2 separate regions of the Homo sapiens genome follow, and region 2 is linked to region 1. A link is a contact called in ENCODE Hi-C or POLR2A ChIA-PET data. All regions are on one chromosome and are shown on one strand. The core of a region is the stretch at or near the end of the contact, and the rest is flanking DNA. Distances in the headings are between cores, read along the strand shown.

Region 1 (7,611 bases), core at 3,139-5,638:
TGCCAATGTTAAGACGCAAACAAAGACATTTTATATTATGCTTTGGTACGACCTAAATCCTTATCGCCCTAATCAACTTCTGCTTTTGCCTAATTAAATTTAATTGTCATCATCTGCTTTGCTACTTTGCTAAAACCTAAACAATCCATTTTAAAATTATCCCCATAGTTCTACTATTTCTTTGCAAAATTTTTACTATGGTAGCAAAAAACAGAGGCTATTGTAAGAGCCCCTCATCTGTCTTATTATTTGCTTGCTTTCACCTACACCTATCTCTGTGTTTTTAAACAGAAATGAAACTCCACTTTAATCTTCTGGAAGGAAGACAGTGGGAAAGACATGTGAATCTACTGTTATCTAGATTTCTTGAAATTTTCCTATGAGGCAGGTAGGGCTTTAAAAACAATGTGATACGCATTTGCTTACAAGATGAAAGGTCTCTTCTCTATCCACCTGTAAATTATTATCTTCCCTTTAGCTATCTGGTAATGAATTGTGGATTCAATACTCAGACATCCAAGGCAGGAACAGAGAAGGTAGGCATCTTATACTTCCTTTCCCTTACTCCTAATATCATTAGGGCAGAATGTGTCAAATTCAGTACTACTGACATTTTGAGCTTGCCCATTCTTATTGTGGGGATGGTCCTGGGCAGTATCAAATACTCAGCAGCATCCCCGGCCTGTACACACTAGATGCCAGTAACACCCTCCCCCTACCCCAGTTATGAAAACCTAAACTGCTTCCAGATGTTGTAAATGTACCCTAGGGGTAACCTCCCACCCTCCGTTGAGAAGCACTGCGTTAGGGGAACTTGTCCATAGACTCTACCTACACTCTTGTTGCCGCATTCCTACTGCCTCCATCCCCACCGCTGCTACTTTAGCTCAGGCCTTCATCATCTTCAACATGGACTATTACAGTACACTCCCAACAGCCTCCTTGCCACCCACCTCCAGGGATCTCATACATTCTCCAGACTGCCAGCGGTGTGCAGTGCATGCTGGAGTGCACCACCAGAATCACCTTCAGCCTGAGGCACTCTCTCCTCTAGTTGCTGAGCCTTCTCCAGGAACTGCCCTCAGGGAAAGAGAACCACTTCACTATGGTTATGTGCCCCTCTGCAGGGGCAGCCTGTATCCAGTCATGCTCAGCACAGGGGTATAAAGGCCTGACCTCTCTGCCTCTCTGGATAGGGCCACTCCACCTCCAAAGCTTCCCTGTGGGACCAGGTGAATCTGTTACAGCTGGTTCCTCATTCAACTCCTCCTTTGCCCAAACCTGCTTTGTTAGCGTCCCCTCAAATGCTGGTCCCAAGAACACTCCCCAGTAAACTTCCTGTATGCAAATCTCCCCTCTTGGGTCTCTTTCCTGAAGGGCAAGACCAAAAACAGAGAGCTGTCTTTCTAGATTACAAACCTGACCATGTTTCTTCCCTGCCAACCTTTCCACATTCACTTCTCATCGCCTGCACTGAAGAGTCCTAAAATAATTTTTAGAGTCGCATCAAGGGGTCACAATCAGTGATCTGCTGCGAAAGCAGCTCTTTGGTTTGTGGGGTGGGGAGAGAAGGCCCTAATGTGTAGCATTTGCTGATTTCCACGGTGCAAATATTTCCACCACTGTTGATCTCCAGCTACCACCGGCTTGCAACCGGCTTGCAAAATGACTGGCTATTTAATACCCAGTTCCCATAAGCCAGACACAAGCCAGCTTGAGCACACCACTGATAGCCCCTGACCATTCGCTATTGTTAACTCTAATTGTTTGCCTTCGCTTCAGCCATGACAAATTCTTGCAAATCTCAGACCTCCAGGATGCGCTGAGGTTCTGTGCCCTTATTCACGCTGTTTTCTCTGTCTAGAGTATGTTTCCTTTCCCTGTCTGACTCATGCAAACCTACTCAATGCTCTGGATCCAGCTCACATAAAATCTCTTCCATAAACATTTTCAGGATTCACCTCCACCCATCCCATTTCACTCAAAGGTGAAGCAGAACCCTCCTTTTTGTGTGTCTGCATGTGTCATAAATACTTTCTATCATAGTGCTCTTCTTATATTTTATTACATATTTCTGTTTACAAAACTCTACTGTCTAGACTGTAACTACTCTGAGGGCAGGGTCTTATTTATATTTTTAGTAACTGGCAAAAAGTATACTCATGAGATGTGTTTAATGAATAAACTAAAAAAAAAAAAAAATTGGCCCCACTTCCTAGCTCAACTTTATCATGAAGTACAAGTCTTAAAAATGTCTCAAGGAAAAGACATTCCGTTGCCCCAAATGTGAATCATAAGTTTGACCTCCCACGTCCTACTTCCAGATTGTTTCAGAGAGGCAAAGCATGGATGAAGGCTGGGACAGGGCATGACCTCTAAGGCTTCATCCCAAACCCAAGGGTCTCTGTATCAAGGAAAAAAGCACTTGTGGAAACAGGAGCAATTTTTGCTGGTCCAAGGGGAGGGTGCAGGTGCACCATCTGGTTACCTCCTGGCCAGGCAACTTGGAGACCAACCTTTTCGGATGCTACTGCCTCAGACTCAGAGTCAAGCCGAGTACTTTATTGTGATTCATTTTTAAATCAAACTACATGAATTCATGCAGTGCCTACTGCTTGTAAAATGCTGTATCTTTAAAATAAGAATAGAAAGGCCAGGTGTGGTGGCTTAGGCCTGCAATCCCAGCACTTTGGCAGGCCGAGGCAGGTGGATCACCTGAGGTCAGGAGTTCAAGACCAGCCTGGCCAACATGGTGAAACACCGTCTGTACTAAAATTATTAAAAAAAAAAAAAAAAAAAAAATTAGCCAGGTGTGGTAGTGCACACCTGTAGTCCCAGCTACTTGGAAGGCTGATGCAGGAGAATCACTTGAACCTGGGAGGCGGAGGTTGCAGTGAGCCAAGATCGCGCCACTGCACTCCAGCCTGGGTGACAGAGTGAGACTCCATCTTGAAAGAAAGATAAAGAAAGAAAGAGAGAAAGAGAGAAAGAGGCCGGGCGCGGTGGCTCACGCCTGTAATCCCAGCACTTTGGGAAGCCGAGGCGGGCGGATCACGAGGTCAGGAGATCGAGACCATCCTGGCTAACATGGTGAAACCCCGTCTCTACTAAAAATACAAAAAATTAGCCGGGCGAGGTGGCGGGCGCCTGTAGTCCCAGCTACTCAGGAGGCTGAGGCAGGAGAATGGCGTGAACCCCAGGGGGCGGAGCCTGCAGTGAGCCGAGATCGCGCCACTGCACTCTAGCCTGGGCGACAGCGAGACTCCGTCTCAAAAAAAAAAAAAAAAAAAAAAAGAGAGAGAAAGAAAGAAAAAGAAAGAAAGAAAGAAAGAAAGAAAGAAATAAAGAAAGAAAGAAAGAAAGAAAGAAAGACAAAGAAAGAAAGACAAAGAAAGAAAGAAAAAAGAAAGAAAGGACAACCAACACCTCAGAGGACTCTGAGGAGTAATAATCATCCCTGCTTTTAACTCAAATATACCTCCCCACACAAAAAAACTTCTGCAAAACAAAGAAAAATAACAGTAAACTCTTCCACAGCACCTGCTTGCTGTATACCACTTCTTTTTTAAAGCCTTTACATATATTAACTATCTATGTATAGTTTATGTACTATATATTATATGTAACATTTATATGATGTATATTATATAGCATATAATACTAGTATTAACTCTATGTCCTGGATACCAGTATCATCCCCATTTTACAGATTAAAAAACAGAGATGTTAAGTAATTTGCCTAAGACTACACAGCTAGTAAGTGGAAGAGCAGGGATTTGAACCCAGGTAGCCTGGCTCCAAAATCCATGCCCTTCATAATGCTAAAAGAAAGAGAAAAACGCTCCTTTACAGCTTTTCTCCACTGTCATCGAAAGATCGGTAGTATCCCTTTCAAAGACTGTAACCCGGGAGTGCCGGCCTTTGCCCTTAACCTTGGCACGCCACACATGGCTGATCACCTGCAACAGCTACACCCAGCCAGCCCTACACCTACTAACACCTCCGTTGTCAAGGAAGCCTTTATTTTTAACAACTTCAGTGTGTGGAAATGCCATGAATCCCAAGGACAGAAGAAAAGAGAGGCGAAAAAGGAAAGGCAACTCCACCTCCGGCAATGAAGACAAATCCCTCTGAGCAATGCTGCAAAGCGCCAGGATGAGTTAAAGCAGCAGGAGGACATCCGGCCCCGCAAACAATCAGTTCACTGACCAGGGAGAAGGAGCCTTCTCATTACCTGGGGATGGCTAAAAGAGTGAGCCACAGGGGGTCAAGAGTGGAGATGTGGCTGAGAAAAAAAAAAGCAGAAAGAAAATACAATGGAGAATGAAAAGAGCCCTGGCCAGGGCCGGCTGCAACTGGGAGTGAGGCCAAGGCAGTGATGGGCAGACTCGGCAGCAAGCAGCAAGACAGCCATGGGGGAACCACAGACCTCCAGCTTCGGGCTGGGAACAGAAAGGTCCGCACCTTAGCAACCTTAACGGACTCTCCATGCACTGCAGACAAGCAAAATGACTGTGTTTCCTAAATAAAAAGTTAGACTACATTTAAGTGACAAGAAAAAAAAGACAGTGATTTTTTAGAAAGAGTCCAGTGAAAAACAGAGTCAAATTAGGCCTCTGCACTCAGAAAACTAAACTTGAATTTGAAAAAAAAAAAAAACAAAAACAAAACCATATTACAATATTTCCCTACAGGGCTAGATAATTGAGCCATTGCTAGTGGGGTAAGGGGTCCTGGGGATATACATTAGAAACAACAAGACAAATTAGGGAAACGCTGTAACAATATTTAGGTGAGTCTGTCAGGGTTTATTGATAGAAGAGGCATTTAAAGATGCCTCCCTGTTTCAGTCCCAGGCTAACGGGCTGACTTCCCTTCATCTCTACCCCAAGAACGGCTCAGTCCTCTTTCTGCTGTATTCCAGATGCAGCCTCTCAATTTCGGGTTGAAACAGCCCTGTTTGCCAACTGACCTCAACAGTCTGGCAGTTCTGCACTCCCCTGGACTCAGCCCAGTCTCTCCTTCAGCAAGTCTCCCCAGCACAGGCTCCCCGCTAGGAATAAGCGTCCCTCAGCTCCTGCTCACTCCTAGTACACCTTCATTAACTGTCTCTTCCCTGGCCCACTAATGCTCACCCTTCTGAATGCCCCAATGGCCCAAACTAAGCCATTGCTCTATTTCTTTCTTTCTTCATCTCCTTCCTCCTCCAATGCCTTTTACTCAACTGCCTTCCATGCAATCATCAAATTCCAATTCCTAGCCGGGCATGGTGGCTCACGCCTGTAATCCCAGCACTTTGGGAGGCCAAGATGGGCACATCACTTGAGGTCAGGAGTTCAAGACCAGCCTGGTCAACATGGTAAAACCCCGTCTCCACTAAAAATACAAAAATTAGCGAGGCATGGTGGCGGGTGCCTGTAATTCCAGCTACTCGGGAGGCTGAGGCTGGAGAATCACTTGAACCTCGGAGGCAGAGGTTGCAGTAAACCAAGATCATGCCACTGCACTCCAATCTGGGCGACAGAGCAAGACTCCATCTCAAAAATATAAAAATGACATTAAAAAAATCCAATTCCCAAACCTACTTCTACATGAAACTGTTTTGTATGTAAGAAACAAAGGTTAGGCTGGGCGTGGTGGCTCACACCTGTAATTCCAACACTTTGGGAGGCCGAGGCGGGTGGACCACCTGAGGTCAGGAGTTCGAAACCAGCCTGGCCAACATAGTGAAACCCCGTCTCTATTAAAAATACAAAAAATTAGCCAGGCGTGGTGACGCATGCCTGTAATCCCAGCTACTAGGGAGGCTGAGGCAGGAGAATTGCTTGAACCTGGGAGGCGGAGGTTGCAGTGTGCTGAGATCATGCCATTGTACTCCAGCCTGGGCAACAAGAGTGAAACTCCGTCTCAAAAAAAAAAAAAAAAAAGAAACAGAGGTTATAATAAAATACAAAGTTATATAAATCATCCACAACATCAAGTGGTCCAATGAATGACCACTTCAGATAATTGCATAATTCAATACCTTTAAAAAAAAAAAAAACCTTATTCTTAAGTCTAGCAATTGTGTTTTCCAGTACCCATTCTGCAATAAGCTCAAAGCACAGCAATTGTAAAAGGGTGGAGGAGGCGTTCGTGCATGTACTTTGGCGTCTGTGGGGGGTACTCAAATGATACCCAAAAGGCAGGGTAAGCAGAAGCAATGAGACTGAGTGGCTCTAGAGTGCCCCTGATCGAAGTTGGCATCCCGACTCTGCAATTAACTACTTCTGTGACTTCAGAGAAAATTACTTAACCTCCCTGAACTTTGGTTTCCTCACCTGTGAAAGGAAGAAACAACACATACCTAATAGGTTAGTAGTGAAGGAGCAATGAGCTGATACACATGAGAGCTCTGGAATACAGTAAATATCTATCAACATTGGTGGAGAAACTGAGGTACAGAAAATGGCTTAGCTCAGCCAGTCCTACTTCTGATTTAGCCTGAGTAACATGATTCTTAATCCAGCAATTCAATCTCTTAACATTTAGTATAGCTTAGGCTTTCTGTGTGTCACTCAAAAAGCTTGTTGACTAATGTAAATCCAGGCTGTATCCTTGTATTGTGTTCCCATTCCCTAGCAGAATGCTAGAGTTCTGTTGCTTAATGGAAAACTGTCAATTATTGGCTTGATTCTTGATATTCTTAGGCCAAATGATAGATCCACCCTCCCCCATCCTGGTGTCTATTAATCACCAGAAGAGACTACAGCAATAAAAGTAAATATAACGCTAAGGTAGCAGCTGGTAAAACAACATGCTGCATACCCAAAATACCTTTATTGCAGGGTAAAAAATAAGCACTTCTTTTCTTGCTTAAAACCCTTAACTCCTTAGGTGTATGTGTACCCATTTGATTTCTTATGCAGTGTTCAATACATATTTTAATAAATTGAAGTAAATTGGAACTAAACCTAAGATTGATGCATTTGAAACTGAAGCTGATAGTATAAATATCTCAAAATAAGAAAAAGAGACCTGCACAAGCTTTACTTTTCCAAGCCAGATTAGAGAAATGCACCATATCTCTCATCTAAATAACTATTAATGAGAAATAAAGGTAGTGTGTATGTCCTGTCAACCCAATTATTACACATAAATCAGGAGCTCTTTTAGTATTCTTAATGACGCAGGCTTTAGAAACAATTCATTGTTACCCAAAGAGAATTCTTATAGGGAAATACTCATGGTTCAGTGAGAAGAATATTTAAAAAAAAAATGGAGAGATTCGGTCCTAGCCTTGGGTTCACCAACTGGTAGTCATGTAAGCCCAAAACACGTTACTTCCTTTAAATATGCAGAAGTTTTCCCATCTACAAAACAAGAAAAATATGTATTCTTCTTTGTTAACTTTTTAATATGAACCAAACAACATTTATCCATGATTTGATCTTTGATTTCTGAAAATTGTTCACAAATCAAGGCAGGGCTGTCCACATTTACAATTTCACTTTTGTTAAATGAACCAGAATTAGCTTACTGACAGACAGACTTAGCTAAGGCTGAGCCAGCCCTTTTGCTTTTGAGGTCAGGAAGTAATCTAAGACCCAAGAGTTTTCTCTCCACTGCTTA
Region 2 (7,611 bases), core at 3,512-6,011, 37 kb before region 1:
AATGGATATTAGCAGAGGAGTCCCCTCCTGCTCTTCAGTGGAGCAAGGAAGGAGGAGAGGCTGACCCCCTTCCAGGTCTTTCTAACTCAACGCCATCTTGGAGGAAAAAGCATAAGGAAGAAATGCAGCTCTTTCCCCAGGCCTGAAATTCCTCATGAATTCTGAAACTCTTCATGTTCCCTACCAACAAGAAACAAGAGGGTAAAGAAACCGCGGCCAAAATAATAGAAAATATATGGCAAGATTCTTTACCCTGTAACTCAAATCCTGCAACCTGGAAAACCTCAGTTTAATCCTTTGCCCCATGGCTGTTTCTGCAATGTCTAGTTACCTTTCTTTCCAGAGAAGCTGGACGTTTGTGAGAGTCATGTTTTGCAAACCATAGCCTAGCAAAAGAACACAGTAGCCTTTGCCTTTTGTTCGGCTACATACTTTCCTGGCTTAGCGCATTTCCCACTGGTGACACTTCTGGCTAAGGGTTCGTGATGCCCAATTAAAAAGCAAAGACAAAGAAATTGCTTCAAGAAAATCAAAAAATTTAAATCTGAGATTTTCTAAAAAGAGAACGCTAATCTACAAAAACTAACAACTTATTTTCAAAGTACTGTAGTTTGGTTCATGCAAGTGTACTCATTTCAATATTAACTAGTTCAGATCCTCACGTAACCCTTAAAGTGAAAATTCCACAGTCCTATAGAAAGATTTAAACTCTAACTTTTTAACTCCTGAAGAAATAATCATTACCGTAATTAACAACTATTGCTTCAGGCAATGCCATAACTCAGGGTGTCAAAAGAAGTGGAGTTCTGTAGTCTTAGGTAATAAGTCTGGAAATTGTTCCAGGCAGTCACCTTGAAATATCTAAATCAGTTAATTGCGAAGACTGAGCACAAGAAAAAGTATATAAATTCTCTATTGTACCAGAACAATGTTCCACCTATGTGATCACAGAAATGTGGGTGAAACGTATTAGAGTAAATATGTTCCATGTAGTCTCATATACACTGTAACCTATGCAATGTTCCCAAACTTATTTTATTTTTCCTTTTTTCCTTTTTTTTTTTTTTTTTTTGAGACAGAGTTTCACTCTTGTTGCCCAGGCCGGAGTGCAATGGCGCAATCTCAGCTCACTGCAACCTCCATCTCCCAGGTTCAAGTGATTCTCCTGCCTCAGCCTCCTGAGTAGCTGGGATTACAGGCATGCACCACCATACCTGGCTAATTTTGTATTTTTACTAGAGACGGGGTTTCACCATATTGGTCAGGCTGGTCTCGAACTCCTGACCTCAGGTGATCCACCCACCTCAGCCTCCCAAAGTGCTGGGATTACAGGCATGAGCCACCACACTCAGCCTTATTTTATTTCTATAACTGCAGTTTTTATTTTAGATTCAGGAGGTACATGTGCAGGTTTGTTACATGGGTATATTTTATGATGCTGAGGTTTGGACTGATCTCATCACCCAGGTAGTGAATACAGTATCCAACAGTTAGTTATGCAACCCTTTCTCCCCTCCCTCCTTCAAGCTTCTACTAGTCTCCAGGGTCTATTGTTGCCATCTTTATGTCCACGAGTACCGAAGTGGACATAAGTGTTTAGCTCCCACTTCTAAGTGAGAGCATGCAGTACTCGCTTTTCTGTTCCTGCACTGACTTGCTTGCCTCCATGTTCCTGCAAAGAACATGCTTTTGTTCTTTTTTATAGCTGAATAGTATTTCACGGTGTATATGTACCACATTTTCTTTATCCAGTCTATTACTGATGGGCATTTAGGTTGAGTCCATGTCTTTACTACTGTGAATAGTGCTGCAAGGAACATATGTGGGCATGTGTCTTTTTGGTAGAACAATTTTTTTCTTTTGGATATATACCCAGCAATGGGATTGCTAGGTCAAATGGTAGCTCTGTTTTAAGTTCTTGGGGACATTCTCAAACTGCTCTCCAGAGTGGCTGAACTAATTTACGTTCCCACTAATAATGTATAAGCATTTCTTCTTCTCTACAGCCTCACCAGCATCTCATTTTTTGACTTTTTAATAATAACCATTCTCACTGTCTCATTGTGGTATTGATTTGCATTTCTCTGATGATTAGTGATGTGGAGCATTTTTTTGTATGTCTTCTTTTGAGAAGTGTCTGTTCATGTCTTTTGCCCACTTTTTAATGAGGTTATTTGTTTTTTGCTTGTTGAATTAAGTTTCTTATAGATTTTAGATATTAAACCTTTGTTGGATGCATTGTTTGAGAATATTTCCTCCCATTCTGTAGGTTGTCTGTTTACTCTAGTGTTAGTTTCTTTTGCTATACAGAAGCTCTTTAATTCCCAAACTGATTTTAATGGCTAATCAAAAATATGAGGAGGTAATTTGTAATATTTCCTGCATACAGTAATTTCATAAGATTTTCTTTAAGTTGTAGGTTTTTATTGGATTGATTTTAAGTAAATATTATTGATGGAAATTCTCACAAGTCTTCATTATTGGGAAGCAGAATTAAAGACTGAAGGAAGTACCCACTCATATCTATACAAAGTCAGATGATTTTAAAGTCTCCAACAAAGTTATATGTAGTAAATTGGAAAACAACACAACAAGACCCTGTGAAAAAGAGACCTAGTGGGAAAGGACCAAGCCCGTCATTAGCAGTGAAAACTTGGGATGTTATTAATGTAAGCCTCACCCTTAAAATGGGAAAACCAATATCTACCTTGGTGGCATTAAAGGAGCAAATCAATATAGGCTGTGATGCTCAATAAATATGTCTGGGATAAATGAACGCTGTAAGTTACCCATCAGCTACACTGCCGTTTCTGGCAGGTACCTTCTTATTAACAAGTGGTTGCTCATGAGAATAATAATAGCACCTAGAATTTATTGCGTATGTGTTACATGCAAGGCACAGTTCTCAGCATTTCACACGAATTGCTTAATTTAATGATCACTACAGCTGCATGGGGTATTACTTCCTCTGTTTCGAGGACCTTGTCCACATACACAGAGCTTGTACAGATGTAAGCAGTCGGCTTTCCCATATAATTGTATTTAGTCCTTCAGCTGAAATTACTCTTCATCACAAGTCTGTTTCCACTAGCTCGTGTAAGGATTATTGCTGAACTATGTCAGGGCTATATATAAATTCTGGTATCCAAAGGAAAAAGTCCAGGATTAAATCCACTGTACAGGCTTTCTACTCACATGTCCAGGCTCTTCTGGATCACAGAGGCAGGTTATAAAACTGTTTACCAGAAACTGTTTTGACACGACCCAGGTCTATCCAGGGAGATCTAGACTCAATCAAAAAACTAAATTGCCACGACCTTTGCCCAACATATTTTCACCTTCCTGGACTTTGGTTCCTCTGATGCTAAAATGGAAAACGTTTGGGCAATCGACTAGCTGATTTTCTCACTAAACGGTGCTCTGGTGTTTGAGAAGGGTACCACACCAGCTTTACAGATAAGGTCACCAAGTTTTGTATTCTTCAATAGCTCTGTAGTGTGTTTACAAACGAATGCCCCTTCCCTAAGCAGGGGGTTTGGATGACATTGAAAAGCCTATTCCCTACTTGACATAAATTACTTTAGCAGAAGGGTAAGGCTGAAGTGACTATTTGAAAAGTTGTGTCTGCGATCCTTATTTGCAGATGCTGAGCAAGATCAGTGCTGTTTGTATCATGTGTGGCAGTGTCCCCTCTCAATATCAAAGTAAAGGGCTCTTAGTCCCTTAATGGATTCCCTGCTCACCTTATCCCAATGATATTCTCAACCTGATGCTTCTCACTTCCTGGTAGAACACTCATCAGTCTCAGACTAGACTAAACACTCAAGATCACTGAGATTCTGAAATCTGGCTTCATGCCAGAAACCTTAACATTCAAAGTGAAATGAACACACTTAACCAAATACATCTTGATGACTCTCTCAGGGCATTTTCTGTACAGGGAGAACTTCCATCTCTTAATCTCAAGAATGGTACTTTCTCCCCCAAGAAACTGGTCCATTCTCCAATGCCTAAAATATAAACAAACAAAGTGGGACACCAAATAACACTCTCACTGCATCCAGCCCTGTAGCCAGAATACGAGTCTAATTACAGTCGTTGGGCTTCAAGTACCACAACGTGGAAAAACAATTTAGAAAATGCCTTCTCCTCCTTGTGGCCACCCCACTTCTCCTTCACATGCAGAATGCTTCCAAGTATGATATGTTCTAGACTTAATTTTAGCACAAGGCTCTTTGCTTTGTAACTCTGGTCTCTTCATTCAAAGTTTACATAAATGGAAATAGGAAAATACACAGACTTTTCAAAAAAAAGTTGACTGTGAGAAAATAAAAAGATTGTAGTCTATTGAGAAAGACATAAACATCTAAGGAAAGTTTTGATGCTTGGGACTTTTTGTACATTTGTTACTACTTTCTTAAAAAATGATGGGAAATTTGAGCAACTGTCAAGCCAAGAAAAAAAGCCCATGAGGGAAAGGGTCAAAAGAGGCCAGAGAGGTACACAGAAATGATGAAGCAGTGTCCCAAGGGACAACGTGGGATCAAGAACACAGGAGACAGGTAGCCTCAGAGACAGGAGTGAAGGATGTCTCTCTTTAAGACAAGAAGGAAAAGGGGCAAAAGCGGGTGACAAACAGAAAAATCTGATGTGAAGGGAAGCTGTGAGAGGCACTCAGTATAGATGTATAACAGGGTGTTCTGCCAAGATTTCCCATGGGGTCCTAAGCAGCATGAAGCCAAGAAACATTAGGAACAGCCACAATAGGTCAGCAAAGGAGTTCCCGTAGTTTCAAATGAAATTTTACCCAGTACTCTAACAGTGTATAAGCTTCTGAGGAAGTAGTCAATGTTCCATAGAGATAAGAGAAAATTCAAACAGGCAAACAACTCTGCAAGGCTGAATTGCAGGCATGATCTAAAACTTCCTTCTTTCTTCTAAAGGCCTCCTCCGTTCCAAAGTTGCTCATCCTAAAACCTGAAAAAAAAAATGACTCAGAAGTGGTTCCCATCTCAAGAACTACCCACGAGTCTCAGTGGACACATGTGAGTATGAGATGTGAGTATGGGATACTTTTCTAGAGATTTTAGAATGTTTGCTACTGAAGAGTTTGAATTGTTAATTTTAGAGTTGGTCCATGACATTACCTTTGCACTCTGACTCTTATTAAAATACCTTTATTGAGATATAATTTACCTATTCACTTATTTAACATGTATTTCACCTATTTTAATTGTACAATTCAATGGCTTTTAGAATATTCAGAGCTGTGCAACCATCATCACAATCCATTTTAGAACATTTTTATCACCCACATAAAAAACACCATACCCATTATCAGTCACTCCCTCTTTTCCTTCAACACTACCCTTCCCTCTAGCCCCTGGCAACTACTAGCCTACTTTCTGTCTCTACAGATTTGCCTATTCTAGATATTTCATATAATGAAATTATACAATATGTGCACTTTTGTGACTGGCTCCTTTCACTTTGCAAAATATTTTCAAAGTTCATCTGTGTTGTAGCTTGTATCAGTAATTCTTCCTTCCTATTGCTGAAAATATTCCATTGTATAGAATACCTGTGCCACCTTTTATTTATTCATTCATCAGATATGTATTGTTTCCACTTTTTGGCTATTATAAATAATGCTGCTAAGTACATTCATGTACAAGTTTTTTGAGTGAGCATACGTTTTTAATTCTCTTGAGTATATACCTATGAGTGAAATTGCTAGGTCCAACAGTAACTCTATATTTAACCTTTCCTGAACCTGCCAACCTGTTTCTCAAAGCAGCTACACCATGTTACGTTCCCATCAGCAATGTAAAGGGTTCCAATTTCTCCACATCCTCACCTACACTTGTTATTTTCTGTTTTTGTTACAATTGTCATCCTAGATGTGAAGTAGATCTCACTGGGGTTTTGATTTGCATTTCCCTGATAATCAGTGATGCTGAACATAATTTTACGTATTTATTGGCCATTTATAGATCTTCTTTGGTAAAATGTCTGTTCAAATCCTTCACTCATTTTTTTAGTTATCTTTTCAGTATTAAATGAAAGGTTCTTTACATGGTCTACATACAGGTCCTTTATCAGATACATAATTTATAAATATTTTCTCCCATTCTGTCAATTGCCTTTTCACTTTCCTGATTGTGTCTTTGCCACAGAAAAATTTTTAACTTTGATGAAATCTAACTTACCTATCTTTTCATAGGTGCTTACGGTTTTGCTATTATATCTAAGAAATCGTTGACAAATCCAAGGTTATGACAACTTACACCTATGTTTTCTTCTAAGAGTATTACATGTTTAGCTCTTATATTTAAGTATTTGGTTAATTGTAGTTTTTGTATATGGTGGGAGGTAAGGGTCAAAATTCATTCTTTTACATATGTATATCCAGCAGTCCAAGCAACATTTGTTGAAAAGACTACTCCTTTCCCCCTGAATTGTCTTGGCACTCTTGTCAAAAATCAACTGATTGTAAATGCAAGGATTTATTTATGGACTTTCGATTCTATTCCATTTGTCTGTGTCTATCCTTAATCCAGCATCACGCTGTCTTGATTACTGTAGCTTTCAGTAAGTTTTGAAATCAGGAAGTGTGATTCCTCCGAGTTCATTCTTTTCCAAGGTTGTTTTGGCTATTCTGAGGCCTTTAAATTATCTTATGAATTTCAGGATTAGCCTATCAATTTCTGCAAAGAAGTCAGCTGAAATTCTCATGAGAATTGCATTTAATCTTCAGATCAATTTGGAAACTACTGCCATCTTAACAATATTAAGTCTTTTGACTCATGAACATGGTACGCCTTTGCATTTATTTAGATCTTCTTTAATAATCTTTCAACAGTGTAGCTTTCAGAGTATAAGATTTGCATTTCTTTCGTTAAATTTATTCCAAGGTATTTTATTCTTTTTGAGGATATTATAAAGGAAATTATTTCACCATATTTTATTTACAAATTGATCATAGCTAGTGTATAAAAATACAATTGATTTTTGTATGTTAATCTTGTATCCTGCACCCTTGCTGAACTTGCTTGTAAGTGCTAATAGTTTTCTTAGTGGGTTCCTTAGAATTTTCTATCTACAAACAGAGATCTGTTTGTGTTATCTACAAACAGAGATCATCTTACTTCTTCTTTTCCAGTGTGGATCCTTTTGATTTCATTTTCTTGTCTAGCAGTACAATGTTTAACACAGATTGCAAGAAAAGACATCCTTATGTTGTTCCTGATCTATGGGAGATGTCCTCTGATTTTTGCTTTGACTCCTGCCAAGCCCTCATGAAGACAGTCATCACTAGATTAATAAATTAGGGCCTGGTCTAATATATTTGGAAACTACTGCCATCTCCTCGTCATTAAAAGTTCCATAAGATGATAGTGAAAATATAAATTGGTAAAGTCCTTTGAAGGAACGCTTGGCAAAAATCTGTCTTATGAATGCATAGTCCTTTTGTCCCAGCAATTCTACCACTAGGAATATATACTAAAGATATAAAGATATAACATCTCCCACTCATGCAAAATGATGTATGTACAAGTTTTTTAAACACAGTATTGTCTGTAATAACAACTGTCTTAATAACAGGAGATG

The links. Hi-C counts contacts between places; a loop is a spot of excess contacts on that map. ChIA-PET counts read pairs that join two places held with the same protein, here RNA polymerase II (POLR2A). Pooled maps may share reads with other maps.
Region 2: a loop to region 1 is called in a map of gastrocnemius medialis, with 2.1 times the contacts of the local background. The contact joins the promoter of MAP2K6-AS1 here to the enhancer-like site in region 1. A Hi-C loop is called at or near these places in 6 of 168 maps with a recorded cell type or tissue (PC-3, gastrocnemius medialis, heart left ventricle and 2 more) and 4 of 50 pooled maps. POLR2A ChIA-PET finds 5 or more read pairs at or near these places in 6 of 52 experiments (GM12878, H1, MCF 10A and 2 more).

What each region holds. Positions count from the first base shown.
Region 1 is chr17:69,445,293-69,452,903 of GRCh38, reverse strand. All of the region lies in intron 1 of MAP2K6 (mitogen-activated protein kinase kinase 6), which reads right to left. Among named protein-coding and RNA genes, the nearest start is that of MAP2K6, 34 kb to the right of the region's middle. RefSeq lists enhancers at 3,303-4,284, 4,285-5,265. Within about 2 kb of position 4,388, at least 12 of the 41 ENCODE cell types and tissues checked have a DNase peak (open chromatin) inside an H3K27ac peak, as active enhancers do; they include gastrocnemius medialis, heart right ventricle and psoas muscle, where a contact is called at or near this core.
Region 2 is chr17:69,482,682-69,490,292 of GRCh38, reverse strand. It overlaps MAP2K6-AS1 (MAP2K6 antisense RNA 1), which reads left to right and starts at 4,761. Exons shown (of 2, transcript NR_145982.1): 1 at 4,761-5,045. The region is part of intron 1 of MAP2K6 (mitogen-activated protein kinase kinase 6); the gene reads right to left.